Regions from separate parts of the Homo sapiens genome. Here region 2 is linked to region 1. Evidence: chromatin contacts called from ENCODE Hi-C data. All regions are on one chromosome and are shown on one strand. The core of a region is the stretch at or near the end of the contact, and the rest is flanking DNA. Distances in the headings are between cores, read along the strand shown. Region 1 holds the start of ITPKB (inositol-trisphosphate 3-kinase B). Region 2 has its middle 44 kb from the start of LINC01641.

Evidence for each region. A loop is a pair of places that touch in the nucleus more often than their neighbours do. Pooled maps may share reads with other maps.
Region 2: a map of mammary epithelial cell shows a loop between it and region 1 (6-fold over the local background). The contact joins the enhancer-like site here to the promoter of ITPKB in region 1. A Hi-C loop is called at or near these places in 1 of 168 maps with a recorded cell type or tissue (mammary epithelial cell), 1 of 37 single-sample maps with no recorded cell type and 4 of 50 pooled maps.

The regions. Positions count from the first base shown.
Region 1 is chr1:226,735,680-226,743,120 of GRCh38, reverse strand. ITPKB (inositol-trisphosphate 3-kinase B) reads left to right here and starts at 3,839. Exons shown (of 8, transcript NM_002221.4): 1 at 3,839-4,080; 2 at 5,458-7,441. The coding sequence starts at 5,663. RefSeq lists enhancers at 3,833-4,082, 4,706-5,205 and silencers at 4,303-4,542, 5,513-5,962.
Region 2 is chr1:227,433,906-227,441,346 of GRCh38, reverse strand. It overlaps the pseudogene BTF3P9. Among named protein-coding and RNA genes, the nearest start is that of LINC01641, 44 kb to the right of the region's middle. Within about 2 kb of position 3,551, at least 3 of the 41 ENCODE cell types and tissues checked have a DNase peak (open chromatin) inside an H3K27ac peak, as active enhancers do.

The DNA of each region.
Region 1 (7,441 bases), core at 2,590-5,089:
TCATTAGGATGGGCCATAATCCAATATGACTGGTGTCCTTATAGGAAGAGGAGATTAGGACATAAACCTATATAGAGAGAAGACCATATAAAGATACATAGAGATTTATCGGCTGGACATGGTGGCTCACGCCTGTAATCCCAGCACTTTGGGAGACCGAGGAAGGCAGATCACAAGGTCAGGAGTTTGAGACCAGCCTGGCCAATATGGTGAAACCCCGTTTCTACTAAAAATACAAAAATTAGCCAGGCGTGGTGTCGGGTGCCTGTAGTCCCAGCTACTTGGGAGGCTGAGGCAGGAGAATTGCTTGAACCCGGGAGGCAGAGGTTGCAGTGAGCTGAGATCACGCCATAGCACTCCAGCCTGGGCGACAGAGTGAGACTCCGTCTCAAAAAAAAAAAAAAAAAAAGAGAGAGATTTATCTGCAAGCCAAGGAGAGAGGCCTCAGAAGAAACTGGCCCTGCAACAGCTTGATCTACAGACTGAAACTATTCTTAGTCACCAGAATTGTGAGAAGATAAATTTCTGTTGTAAACAGAATTTCTGTTGTAAGCCAACCAGTGTGAGGTACTTTATTATGGCAGCCTGGCAAACTAATACATTTACTAAACTCACTTATTAGTTCTAATAGCTTTTTCATAGACCCAAGATTTTCCACATAGACAATTATATAATCTAAATAAATAGTTTTACTTCTTCCTTTCCAATTTGATGCCTTTTTATTCCTTTTCCTTGTCTTATTGCACTGTCTAGGACTTCAAGTACAGTGTTAAATAAAAATGGTGAGAGCAGGCATGCTAACCTTATTCCTAATTTTGTTTCATTTTATTATTATTTTTTGAGATGAAGTCTCACTCTGTTGCCCAGGCTGGAGTGCAGTGGTGCTATCTTGGCTCACTGCAACCTCTGCCTCCCGGGTTCAAGTGATTCTCCTGCCTCAGCCTCCTGAGTAGCTGGGACTACAGGTGCGTGCCACCACGCCTGGCTAATTGTTGTATTTTCAGTAGAGACAGGGTTTCACCATGTTGGCCAGGCTGGTCCTGAACTCCTGACCTCAAGTGATCCACCCGCCTCAGCCTCCCAAAGTGCTAGGATTACAAGCATGAGCCACTGCGCCTGGCCATTTTTCCTAATTTTAGTGGTAAGTGTTTAGTACTTCATCATTAAGTATGATATTAACTTTAGGTTTTTCGCAGATGCTGTTTATCAAGTTGAGGAAGTTTCCTTTTATTCTTAGTTTCATAGCTTTGATTTTTTAACTTCAATTTCAAAAGCAGACAAATGGGTACTCTGAATAGTTAGGCAAATCTTCCCTACAGTTATAGAGAAAACTGAAAAGTTAGGCACACCTTCCCTATGGTTATAGATAATAACTATACAATATGCAGAAGTAGTGACAAGCATGGATTCTAGACCCAGATTACACAGGTTCAAATCCTGGTTTTGCCACTTACCAGCAATGGAATTTGGGGACAAACTACTCACCCATTTGCGCTTTCATTTTCTCATCTGTAGAATAAGGATAATAATGATGCCTGCCTCGTAGGGTTTTTAATGAGGATAAAAATGTATAAATATTTATAATGTGTCTAGAACAGTGTCTCGCAAATAAGTACTATGTAAAATATTCTTCTCATGTTCATTTACAATCATGGAAGACAACTAGATTCTCTCTCAGGATGCAAGCTCACTATGCTAGCTTCCAGACATGGGTTTTATTCCATCTTTTCCCCAACCCCTGTTGCTCTTGGTGGCACAGTTAGAATTTTAGACTGGTAGAATCATCAGCTAGCCCCACCTCGAGCCCAAGGCAGAAACCCCTTCTGCATGTCACACCTGACAGCTGCTGGCTGCGTTCTGACCAATAATTCTTCAGGTTGACTGCACATTCAAGAAGTCTAAGTTTCTCAGCTACGGAAGCCTGATGATGTCAGGCTGTGAGGTGGCAGTGAGGTTTCCCAGGGATTGGGAAGCTAAGTGTCTGTGCTTAATGTATGCATTGCTAGGTCCTTCAGTTTCTTCCACCATGACACCTGACATGGGTATTGGCCTCTACTAGAACAAAGGCCCCTCAGACATGAACTCCAATGACTGGGTCTCCTGAAAACTGGCAACTCCTCTTTTTTGCCCCTAGGGAACCAAATTAGGGTCAAGGAGAGGGCTGGCTTCTCTTTCTTAGGAACTGCTCAGATCCTGAATAACTGCTCAGAGACCTGAATAACTCTGGGCTCTTTTTTTTTTTTTTTTTTTTTTTTTTTAGATGGAGTCTCACTCTGTCGCTCAGGCTGGAGTGCAGTGGTGAGATCTTGGCTCATTGCAACCTCCACCTCCTGGGTTCAAGCGATTCTCCTGCCTCAGCAGCCACCCAAGTAGCTGGGATTACAGGAGCGCACCACCACGACCTACTAATTTTTGTATTTTTAGTAAAGACAGGGTTTCACCATGTTGGTTAGGCTGGTCTCGAACTCCTGACCTTGTGATCTGCCTGCCTTGGCCTCCCAAAGTTCTGGGATTGGGCTTTTTTTTAAAAAAGCCCCATTGAGGGTAGGAGGGTAATTAGGTTCAATTCTTCCATTTCTAATTTTTAAAAATTATAAAGTTTTCAACAGTGTGTGATTCTCAGGTATTCTTGGCTAGAAGATCTCTTGATTTCAGATTTAGCATGAGCCTCTTCCTGATGGAGCAGCAGGTTGCTTTGCTCACTTAACAGTATTGTTACATAAACAAGCAAGAGATCTGTGTGCTACAAGTAAAGTCAAAATTTCCATCTGAATTTCAGCTAATCATGATATAAGGACCAATTCAGGCTTTGGATGTTTCAGTCTCCTGAGCCGTGCAGCTGTGTTTTCCCTCCTTTCACTAAATGCTGTAGTTTAAGATTTAGAGAATTATGTAAAACACACTGGCAGTGCCAGGGCTTAGAAGGGGTAGGATCCCCTGCCCAGTAATGTTGGCTGATGTTCTTTCTCCCTTTTTTGCTGATAGTAGGGGAGAAAGTTTCTTGAAAATGATCCAGTCTACAGGAGACAGTCTACAAGGGTCTACAGGAGCAAGAGGGGTTTCAGACGTTACCCAAGCCTTCTTAGTTTCAGGACTATGCTTTTTCTTAAAATAATTCTGAGAATTAAGTGCAAAAATATGCGAATGTCACATGTGCCGTGTGCATTTATAAATAAATGTGACATGTAAAGGTGTATTTATATATCTACCAATTGCACTGCAAAACCATCCCCAGCTCATAGACCAACCAGTCTTCCAAAATACTACTGTGATGCACTTAAAACCTGCAACTCTGCAGGAAGGTGACCTCAATGTACCTTCTTTGAATTTGCAGAACTGTGTACAAGAACACAAACTGTTTATACAGGATTGTAGCCTTTTTTAAATGCTAAAAAGGTCCCCATGATTTGCTTTGTTTAAGACATACACTCAAAACTTTATTAAAAACATTTTTCAAAAATAGTTTCATAAAGCTAGACACATCAGCAAGCCTCGATTGAGGGGTGGAAAATGAATTGTATATCTTTAAACCGCAGAAGTTAAAAGCCTTTTTTGTTGTTGTTAGCTAACAATGGAAACTTTTTTTTAAGTGTTTCCCTCCCTCGTCTTGCCAAGCAATAGAAAAAAAAAAAAAAGAAGAAAAGAAAAACTTGTTCCGCTGAGTTCAACCCCAGACAGGCTCACAACTTCCTTCCTGCTTTCCTCCCCCAAGCCTCCGCCTTTCTCCCTCCTCCCTCCTCCACTACCCCCCCCCCCAACAACTTTTCTTTCTTTCTTTTTTTTTTTTTTAATCGTGCATTGAACAAACACTGAAGTAGCCCGGAGCAGACACTGACAGGGGCAGTATCTCCACGGTCGAAAAGGGCGTGCAGGGCCGGCTTGGCGTCGCCACTGCCGGGATCGCCGGGCCCCTGAACCGAAGAGCTTTCCCCCCTCTTTCGCACTCCTCTTTTTTGTCTTCCATAGCTTGTGAGAAAATAATTTCTGAGCATTTTTACTTTTAAAGCCATCTCGTCCCTACGAGGTTTGCGCCTCTGGGCATGTAGTCTACACAGGACCTGAGAATCTGAGAAACTGCAGGTAAGTTTGGCGGCCTTTTAATGGCTCTCGCCTCTGAACAACCCTCTTTTCCCTCACTTTCTGCTCTGGAGCGAATCTCGGCGTTCCTGGTTCCGAAACAGGGCAAAGGGGTGGGCTGGGGAGGCAGGGAAGGGGGTTTGATTTTGGAGGGTGACATGGAGTGGCGGTGGGGAGAAAATAGGGAGAGACGAGGTCTCCGCATTTCTCCTACCCGCCTTCCGGGCCGCTCACTCCGCGCCGCCTCCCTCAGCGCGCTCCAGGAGTCCCCAGGCTGGGGTCTCGGGGCGGCTCTGCTGGCGCCGGGCGAGGCTGCCCGGGATGCGGAGAAGCCCTGCGCTCCGCGGCGCTGCCCTGGGGTGTTAGAGCGCCGGCTCCTGGGAGGTTTGCAGAGCTAGAGGCTCTGTGCACCTAGGGCTGCTGCCCGGCTGCAGCCATGCACGCCCCTAAGTTCCTCCGAGTGGGCGCGGGTCCGGGAGCCCGCAGGGGCAGTCGCGTCCTCGGCAACAGGGCGCGCTGAGAGCGGACTCGCTCCGCGCGCGTGCGGCGTATACACACACGCGTGTATACACACACACTCACAGACACCCCCCCATAGGGGACGACGGCAGGGGGGCAGCAAGTACTGGTTCCGGTAAAGAGAACGTGTAGAACCTCGGTGCGCCCACACTCACAAAACACTTGTCTAGGGATAGGCGACAAGGCTAGCCCTGAAAAATGCTTCGGCTGCGGCCCCGCTGCCCGCCCAGGCCTTCGTAGGCCGAGAGACACAGCCCCAAGGCTAGGGTCAGGAAGGTAAACGGCGGGCACGCGGGCGCCCTCCCAGATCCGGGCGCTGGCAGCGGCTCGGGCAAGGCAGGTCCCGCTTAGGTTCCCTCCGAGCCGGTCGGTCTCTGATGCCCCGAGAGGGTGGAGCAGGGAGACCCTGAAGCCCAGGGCGAGGGCTGCCGGGTTGCCCTGGATAGCCAATGTTTGCTCAGGCTGGGGAGACCCGGAGACGGTGGCTGGGGTGTCCTCAGCCCGGGAGAGCTGAGTCAGCCGCGCCCCGCACACAGCATACTTAGGAGCCAAGGACTTGGACCTCGCTTCTCGCCGGTCCGCGAGACGAGTATTAGGATTGGGATTTGAAGGGACCTCATAAAGCGCATCGCAGCCTGGGGCGAGGTGGGGGGCGGGGAAGCACACCCGAAACCGCGCTGGCGACCGAGGCAGCCGGGGCATGCCCTCGCCGAGCCTCGCCGTCCCCATAGGTGAGATGTCCGGTGGCGCTGGGTCCCGGATAGATTGTGTTCCCGGGGCTCTCTCTGGGTTCTGCAGGCGACCCCCAACTCCCCCCGCGCGCCCTCCAGGGTCCTGACTTTTCTCCTTGTATCTCCACAGCCGCACGGTTGTTTATGGAGCTTTGGGCGGGGGCTGAGCCCGCGGTCGTGCCCCCAGCCCGCTGCCCAGGCCATGCCGCCCCATCTGCGCGCGGAGCCGCGGCTGCCGGGCCTCCGGGGCTGAGCCGGGAGCGCCGGGAGGAGGAGGCGCCGGCGGCGGAGCAGGAGCGGGAGCCGCGGCGGCGGGCAGCGCGGGACCCAGTACTATGGCTGTGTACTGCTATGCGCTCAATAGCCTGGTGATCATGAATAGCGCCAACGAGATGAAGAGCGGCGGCGGCCCGGGGCCCAGTGGCAGCGAGACGCCCCCGCCCCCGAGGAGGGCAGTGCTGAGCCCCGGCAGCGTTTTCAGCCCCGGGAGAGGCGCCTCTTTCCTCTTCCCCCCAGCCGAGTCGCTGTCCCCCGAGGAGCCCCGGAGCCCCGGGGGCTGGCGGAGCGGCCGGCGCAGGCTGAATAGTAGCAGCGGCAGTGGCAGCGGCAGCAGCGGCAGTAGCGTGAGCAGCCCAAGTTGGGCTGGTCGCCTGCGAGGGGACCGGCAGCAGGTGGTGGCAGCCGGTACCCTCTCCCCGCCAGGGCCGGAGGAGGCCAAGAGGAAGCTGCGGATCTTGCAGCGCGAGTTGCAGAACGTGCAGGTGAACCAGAAAGTGGGCATGTTTGAGGCGCACATCCAGGCACAGAGCTCCGCCATTCAAGCGCCCCGCAGCCCGCGTTTGGGCAGGGCTCGCTCGCCCTCCCCGTGCCCCTTCCGCAGCAGCAGTCAGCCCCCTGGAAGGGTCCTGGTTCAGGGCGCCCGGAGCGAGGAACGGAGGACAAAGTCCTGGGGGGAGCAATGTCCAGAGACTTCAGGAACCGACTCCGGGAGGAAAGGAGGGCCCAGCCTATGCTCCTCGCAGGTGAAGAAAGGAATGCCACCTCTTCCCGGCCGGGCTGCCCCTACAGGATCAGAGGCTCAGGGTCCATCCGCTTTTGTAAGGATGGAGAAGGGTATCCCTGCCAGTCCCCGCTGTGGCTCACCCACAGCTATGGAAATTGACAAAAGGGGCTCTCCTACCCCGGGAACTCGGAGCTGCCTAGCTCCCTCATTGGGGCTGTTCGGAGCTAGCTTAACGATGGCCACGGAAGTGGCAGCGAGAGTTACATCCACTGGGCCACACCGTCCACAGGATCTTGCCCTCACTGAGCCGTCTGGGAGAGCCCGTGAGCTTGAGGACCTGCAGCCCCCAGAGGCCCTGGTGGAGAGGCAGGGGCAGTTTCTGGGCAGTGAGACAAGCCCAGCCCCAGAAAGGGGCGGGCCCCGCGATGGAGAACCCCCTGGGAAGATGGGGAAAGGATATCTGCCCTGTGGCATGCCGGGCTCTGGGGAGCCTGAAGTGGGCAAAAGGCCAGAGGAGACGACTGTGAGCGTGCAAAGCGCAGAGTCCTCTGATTCCCTGAGCTGGTCCAGGCTGCCCAGGGCCCTGGCCTCCGTAGGCCCTGAGGAGGCCCGAAGTGGGGCCCCCGTGGGCGGGGGGCGTTGGCAGCTCTCCGACAGAGTGGAGGGAGGGTCCCCAACGCTGGGCTTGCTTGGGGGCAGCCCCTCAGCACAGCCGGGGACCGGGAATGTGGAGGCGGGAATTCCTTCTGGCAGAATGCTGGAGCCTTTGCCCTGTTGGGACGCTGCGAAAGATCTGAAAGAACCTCAGTGCCCTCCTGGGGACAGGGTGGGTGTGCAGCCTGGGAACTCCAGGGTTTGGCAGGGCACCATGGAGAAAGCCGGTTTGGCTTGGACGCGTGGCACAGGGGTGCAATCAGAGGGGACTTGGGAAAGCCAGCGGCAGGACAGTGATGCCCTCCCAAGTCCGGAGCTGCTACCCCAAGATCCGGACAAGCCTTTCCTGAGGAAGGCCTGCAGCCCCAGCAACATACCTGCTGTCATCATTACAGACATGGGCACCCAGGAGGATGGGGCCTTGGAGGAGACGCAGGGAAGCCCTCGGGGCAACCTG
Region 2 (7,441 bases), core at 2,302-4,801, 700 kb before region 1:
CTGGATGTTGCCACAGGGGCTGCCATGGTGACTGTAAAACTGGTTGAATCAGAGCAAAGATGACAGCCCTTCCTGCCTGCTCCTTGGCCAGCTCAGCTCCCTGTGACCTTGTCCTCTGGAAAGCAGCCCTCCAGCCTCCACACTTCCATGTTTTCCCCACCCTGGGTAGAAGCACTAATAGCTCATGATTCTTACTTCAGTGCATGTTCTTACTGCCCCTCTGCTTTGATGGGTAACACCAAGCAGATAGTCCAAGGTCAGCCAGCGAGGGAATGCCCTGGGTAACAGTTCTTTCTTGTGGGTCTTCCAGCGTTTGGCCTCAACTCCATAAACAGCGATGGGAAAGCCTCACACTTTCTTGATCTGCAGCCGGATTTCTGTTGAACCAGCCTGATTTCTTTCCTGCTCTCTTCAGAGGGTAGGGGGTTGTCCTAAAGCATATTCTGTTTTCCCCAAGGAAACGAGCTGGCTTCCTCTACAGCTATTTTTCTGCTCTTCATTACTTGTAAATTTCAACTCTCCAGCCTCCAGCTACGCAAATTTACAAACTATTATTAGTGGCTCTGTGGAAACTTCATATTTGAAATGTTTTCTGATAAAAGAATGGGGACATTCTTTGTTAAAAAATTATTTCAGAAATACTTAGCTCATTTCTCCCTATTCTAGCTGTTTTCCTCTTTGTTTCCCAGCTCACTGCCAGATGCAGTTTTTCACAGCTTTGCAAAACTGCTGTTTAATTTGACACAGTGTTAACAGTTATTAATCAAGGTGGTGGGAATATAGGTTTCAGTTACAGTATTATTTAGACTTTTCTGTAACTTTCATATTTATCAGAAAAGAACAACCATACGATAAATGGCTTTTTGTCCTCTTTTCACGGGGTTCTGTTGGTGGTTCTGTTGCTATCTCAGTTCCCAAGCTGTTAGCAGGACCACGCTGTTTCCTTTGTGTACAACGAGATCTCAGTGTTCCAGGGCGGTGTTTCTCCCACCTAACAGCCCAGACTTGCCAACCATTCTTGCTGGATTAGGAAATGAACTACTGATCCTAAAGATTAGAAAACAAAATAGGGAGATATAGGGTCCCCAAGGACTTCTCTATTTAACTCTACCTCGGATTACTAGCTTTGTTCCAACAACTTTGCTTCAGTTCCCGGAGAAAATAACCAGGCTCTTGAGGTGGGCTGACCCCACTAAAGCTGCTGGGGTGGTCTGGACCAAAACGCCACATCATATGACATTTGAGGGAGTTGAAGTTACAGGAGGAAGGTGTTGATTCCAGAGCTTCACGTTTTAGCTAGACTTGGTTACACCCTTGTTTGACATCTTTTAGCCAACAAACTGCATCCTTGTATGCGCTTTCAGCATCTGCATTTGGAACAGTTGTCAAGCTCGTGTGTGTATCAGAATCACCCAGAGAACTTGTTAAAATGCAAATTTGTGGAACCCACCCCCAGAGTTTCTGATTCAGTAATAATGGGATGAGGCCTGAGGCTTTGCATTTCTTTTTTCTTTTCTTTTTTTTTTTTTTTTGAGATGGAGTTTCACTCTTGTTGCCCAGGCTGGAGTGTAGTGGCACGATTTCGGCTCACTGCAACCCCTGCCTTCCAGGTTCAAGCAATTCTCCTCCCTCAGCTCCCAAGTAGCTGGGATTACAAGCTGTGCCAGCACGCCCAGCTAATTTTTGTATTTTTAGTAGAGACAGGGTTTCACCATGTTGGTCAGGCTGGTCTCGAACTCCTGACCTTAGGTGATGCATGCACCTTGGCCTCCCAAAGTGCTGGGATTACAGGTGTGAGCCACCGCACCTGGCTCAGGCTTTGCATGTCTAACAAGCTCCCAGGGGACGCTGATGCTGCTGATTGGGAACAACAGTTTAAGAACCACTGATTTAGGAGACAGGACTGGTGGTTGTATCTTACCTGTGGGCTGGGGTGAAAATAAAGGTCAAGAGGGGAACAGATGTGGTGTTTTGTACAGTTCTGTGAGTTGTTTTTTTTTTTGTTAGTTTGTTTTTCGAAGAGAAGTTTGCTGTCTGTCACCCAGGCTGGAGTGCAGTGGCTTGATCATAACTCACTGCAGCCTAGAATTCCTGGGCTCAAGGGATCCTCCTGCCTCAGCTGCCTCAGTAGCGACTGGTCTCAAACCCTTGGGCTCAAGCAATCCTCCCACCTCAGCCTCCCAAAGTGCTGAAAGTACAGGCACCAGCCACTGTGCCTGGCCCAGTTTTGTGTTTTTACATATGCTTATAACTTAGCAGTACACGATTTCCATTACTCCGTGCTCCAGTAGTTGTGGGAAAGAGAGGCACTGTTTGGGAAGGGGCACATCAGTGTGTATCCCAACCCAGAAGCTATATTCTCTGCTCTTATAGTGACCCTGTCCACGCCCTGGTTGGAAATCAACTTGAAATTTGCATCTCTAGATTTTTTTTAAGTGTACTAATACGTGTCTCAAAATTTCACAGCACAACTGGTGTTCGAAGCCATGTTTTGGGGTGTCCTAATTCTGCCTACCCATCTCACTCTCTGTTCCCATGGCAGCTGTGCCCTACCAACTGATTGAGTGTCTGGTTGTCACCTGTCCATGTCACCCTCCCAGCCCATACGGGACCACTCTGTGGGGGCTCTGCAGCAAGCCTCGATGCACTGTGGACCAGCTGGCTGTGTCCCAGGAGTTCTTGGGGACCTGGCTGTCTCCTGATGTGATTTAAAGTTTGAGTTATTGGTGACATTAATGCAACTGCTCAGGAAGTAGAAAATCCCCAATATATATGTCCTGTGCCCTTTTAGAGAAAAGGAAGAGCTTAGGGGTGGGGAGGAGAATTCTTTGTTTTCATTGCCTACTACATTTCCCTAAATGATCCCCACTTCTAACATTTAGCCCTGGGAGGAAAATTCCCAAATAAGTTGTAATAGGAATCTGAAATCTTAGCCAGCAGGAGCAGAGGGAAAAATGTTGGTAATCCGCTATCTTTTTTATCACGTAACAGTCAAACTTTATTTTTGCTATGAGACTTTATTTTTAGGGTGGTGAATAGTCTCTGTAGAGGGTGATGGCTTCATTTTTATCCTCTCTGTAAGACGGTAATGCATTCTGCACAAACTATACTGCGTTAATATTTCTGCCATTAGTAACTTCTCATATATGAGAAAGTTAAACAATATCTATCTTAAAATAATGTTTTGTCTTATGTTGTACACTTTGAGAGTGTTTTAGAAAAATCCCTCTGTCCTCCCTAATGTTACATAATTTTTTTCTGCGTAAATTAGACTTTATTACTTTTTCCCTGCCAGAAATCTTAATCTGGGGGCATTTTTTATGAATGATGGAGAAAATTTGGTGCCTTATCTGGAGAGATAGAGAGATATAACTATTGGCCATAGGAAAAAAAATTTAACGGTAGTCAGTGTTCCTTGGAGTAGGTTTCATTTGTGTTTTAATACACTTCGCCATTAGATGGTAGCACAGTAATAGACATAACGATTTAGGGGTAGAGGCACGGTCTCGTCCCCCATTTTAAATAAGATCAGAAAGGTCTAAGTTGGTTTAATAGAACCATCAGATGGTCTTCGTCAACCCCAACACCGTAGATTTGGGTCTAGGACCTTAGTCCTAAGACTGTGGCAAGTCAGATTGGGGGTGAATGTTATAAACAGGAGCATTGGTTTCAGGTTGCCCTGTTACCTCCAGATCTGGGATAATTATCATTTAAGCCTAAGAATGCTTGGATGGGTTGGGGGTGTTGTTCTGAGACTCCTTAGCACAGCTTTTGGCCTCTCTTTTTCTCCCCTCCCCCCTCCCCTCCCCTCCTCTTTCTCTTTCTTTCTTTCTCTTTTTCTTTCTTTCTTTCTTTCTTTCTTTCTTTCTTTCTTTCTCTCTCTCTTTCTTTCTTTCTTTCCTTTCTTTTCTTTCTTTTCTTTCTTCTCTTTCTTTCTTCCTTTCTTTTCTTTCTTTTCTTTCTTTTCTTTCTTCTCTTTCTTTCTTCCTTTCTTTTCTTTCTTTTCTTTCTCCTCCTTCTCTCGCTCTCTGTTTCCTTCTTTCAACAGAGTCTTGCTCTGTCACTCAGGCTGGAGTGCAGTGGTGTGATCACAGCTTACTGCAGCCTCAAACTCCTGGGCTCAAGCGATCCTCCCACCTCAGCCTTGGAGTAGCTGGGACAATGGGCACACATCCTCACACCTGGCTAAGTTTTCGAAATTTGGATGTCGAAATATATAATTTATTATTACCTCATGACAGAGCTATTGTTTATCCAACATTCAAATTAAATACATTTCTTTGAATTAGTATTGAATTTTCTCTTCCTTGTGTCTATACTTTCCTAAATTGATGTTTAAAAAACACACAAGGGCAGTGTTTGGCAACTTCTCTCCCACATCATTTGTGACCTGGGAAAGGGAAAAATGGCTCTTCTCCAGTCTGTTGGTTTCAAGGGTCAGCTGCCCTTTGACATCAATGTCTTCCTGTCTTCTGCAGTGTCATAAGGTATCATTAACAGGAATTCCGTGTCCCAAGGGGACAAAAGAAAACCAGGTCAAGGGAACTTGCATGGAAGCTTAAACGTTTTTAAGAATGGCAAATTTGGCTCCATTTTTAACATAATTGAAAGACTCTCTAACAGTATTAGAAAGCTAATGGGGCTATACATGGCTGATAGAAATAGAAAAGAATCCAATTCGACCTAGTTTCCATAAAGATAATGAGTCCAAGAAGAAAACAAATCTGGAGAAATAAAGAAAACAGAGCGGATTTGATTTACAAACATTTTCCTGTTTTTGGAGTTAAGGTGATGGAGTCTCAGTGGGGCTCCACGGGTCCTAGACTTGCCAGGGCAGTTCATTCCACCTCTGTGGGAGCCTGCATCCGTGCCCCCAGCACAGTTAATGCTCCTTTAGGAACTTGGCACTGCCAATCCCTCATTCATTGGGCCATTGCTACAGGGTGTTTCACTGTTAACTCACAGCCTTCTCCCTCTTCCCCTACCCTCTCCGGGGACCATCATAACTGTCACAGTCAGAAACCAGCCCTCCACATCCCGAGTCTGGGGCTCTCACCAATCCTCCTAGTCTGGGTACATCCCCACTACTGCAGGGAGAGTTGCCAGCCAGATGAGCAAGGACCTAGACTGCCTATTGGGGGCAGCCCTGCCTCAGTGGGCCACTCTCTAGCCACCCAGCCAGTGTCCCCATTCTGAGGAACACAGACCCACTCATCTCCTTCACCTGTTAGAAAATTACTTTTACTGGCCGGTCACGGTGGCTCACGCCTATAATCCCAGCACTTTGGGAGGCCAAGGTGGGTGGATCTCCTGAGGTCAGGAGTTCGCGACCAGCCTGGCCAATATAGTGAAACCCCGTCTCTACTAAAAATAGAAAAATTAGCTGGGCGTGGTGGCGGGCACCTGTAATCCCAGCTACTTGGGAGGCTGAGGCAGGAGAATTGTTTGAACCTGGGATGCAGAGGTTGCAGTGAGCCAAGACTGTGCCACTGCACTCCAGCCTGGGCAACAAGAGCAAACTCCGTCTCAAAAAAAAAATAAAGAAAGAAAATTACTTTTCCTGAGGCCAGGTGCAGTGGCTCATACCTATAATCCCAGCAGTTCAGGAGGCTGAAGCAGGCGGATCACCTGAGGTCAGAAGTTTGAGACCAGCCTGGCCAAAATGGTGAAACCCCATCTCTACTAAAAATATATTTTAAAAAAGAAAATTACTTTTCCTAGAAAACAGGTGCTTCCTCCAGGCCCTAGGAAGTCTGTTGTCTTTTCCTTCAGCATACTTTTGCTGACTACCCGTGGGGAAATTCCTAGGTGAAACGAAGCCTCCACCCATCCACCCTCTTTCTATCGTGGCTCTGACTGGGAACCTTATCTTCCAGCCATGCCATATGAAGGATCTGGATATAGAAATATATAGCAGTATGATTTACTACATTTATAACTGCATGCAGTGCTATGCTGGTAAATGTTAGTAACCAGAGTTGGCTGGGGAAGGGAGAGGAGAAAACTCTAACTTGTAGCATTTGCTTATTTCGATGTGTAAATACTCTGGGATCTGTATTTGGGGAACTCCTGTGAAAGCAGCCTTGGCAGAGGAGGTAGGTGATGGAGAAAACAGAGCTGCATTTAGGAAAGAATTACACTTCCACAGAGAGCTGGGACCAACAGATGGAAGCCTCATGGCAGAGAGAGCAGGCTGGGAGACATTCTAAATTCAATCCAAGCCTGGGGAGCTGAGATGGACGGGACAATTGTAACAGGGAGAGCCTGGTAAGAACTGTGTCTCCTGAGCTCTGCTCTTTCCTACAGGATGGGCATGTGAAGTGCTGGAAAGCCTCTTCTTTAAATGAATATTAAAGTGTTAATATTCTGGATTCTTGGCCCAGACATTGAATTTCTTTTCTTTTCCTTTTTTTTTTTTTTTGACAGGTTCTTGCTCTGTCACCTCCATTGGCATGCAGTGGTGCAATCATGGGTCATTTGCAGCCTCGACCTCCTGGGCTTAAGTGATTCTCCCACCTCAGCCTCCCAAGTAGCTGGGACTACAGGTGCTCACCACCATGCCCAGTTAATATTTTGTATTTTTAGTAGAGATGGGGTTTTGCCATGTTGCCCAGGCTGGTCTCAAGCTCCTGGGCTCAAGTGATCCTCCCACCTCAGCCTCCCAAAGTGCTGAGATTGCAGGCATAAGCTACCACACCTAGCCCCTAATCTAGCCTTCCTTCCTTTCTTTTTTTTTTCCTCTAGGCAAAGAACTTTATTAACCTTTGTTTCAAACTTTATTCCCAGGCTTCTTCGGCCTAATTAACTGTAAAGAATGAACTGTGTGTAAGCACAAACTGAAAAGAGCTGCAGTGTCCAAGGGGCTTGGGCTTAAAAATATTAGAGATCTAGATTTTATCAGATTCATAAACAAAAAATTCTTGAAAAGCAGTCATAATATAAAATGGCAGCTCCCAGTAACTTCTTCAAGTTTTATCTTCAGAAGTTGACTCAATTCAGTTTGCCTCATTCTTGGAAGCCTCATCAAAATTCTCCATGATACCTGGAACTTCATCATCGTCATCATCCTCTCCAGTAGCAAGTGGTGCTTTTCCATCCACAGATTGTTTGGGCAGAGCTTCAGCCAGTCTCCTTAAACTAGTCAGACTGACTGCAGCAAGCTGGTTTAAGACGCTGCGTAGCATTTCTGTCAGCTGCTTTGTCTCACCATGGCCTGTAATGGTGAAAGTGTTCACTGCCAGAAATGCCTGAACTTCAGGGTTGTTAAAGTGGATCATTGTTCTTTGGAGTTTTTCCTGGTTCATGATTGTTTCTTTCATCTTCTCAGAGTGGATAAGGGGCCACGCGGGGGACTAGGCTTGGTGCTCAGGGGCTCTTGGGTGGACCAGCTGAGACTAGGCGCACACACGTGGTGATGCAAGATGGCAGCTAAAGCCTTTCT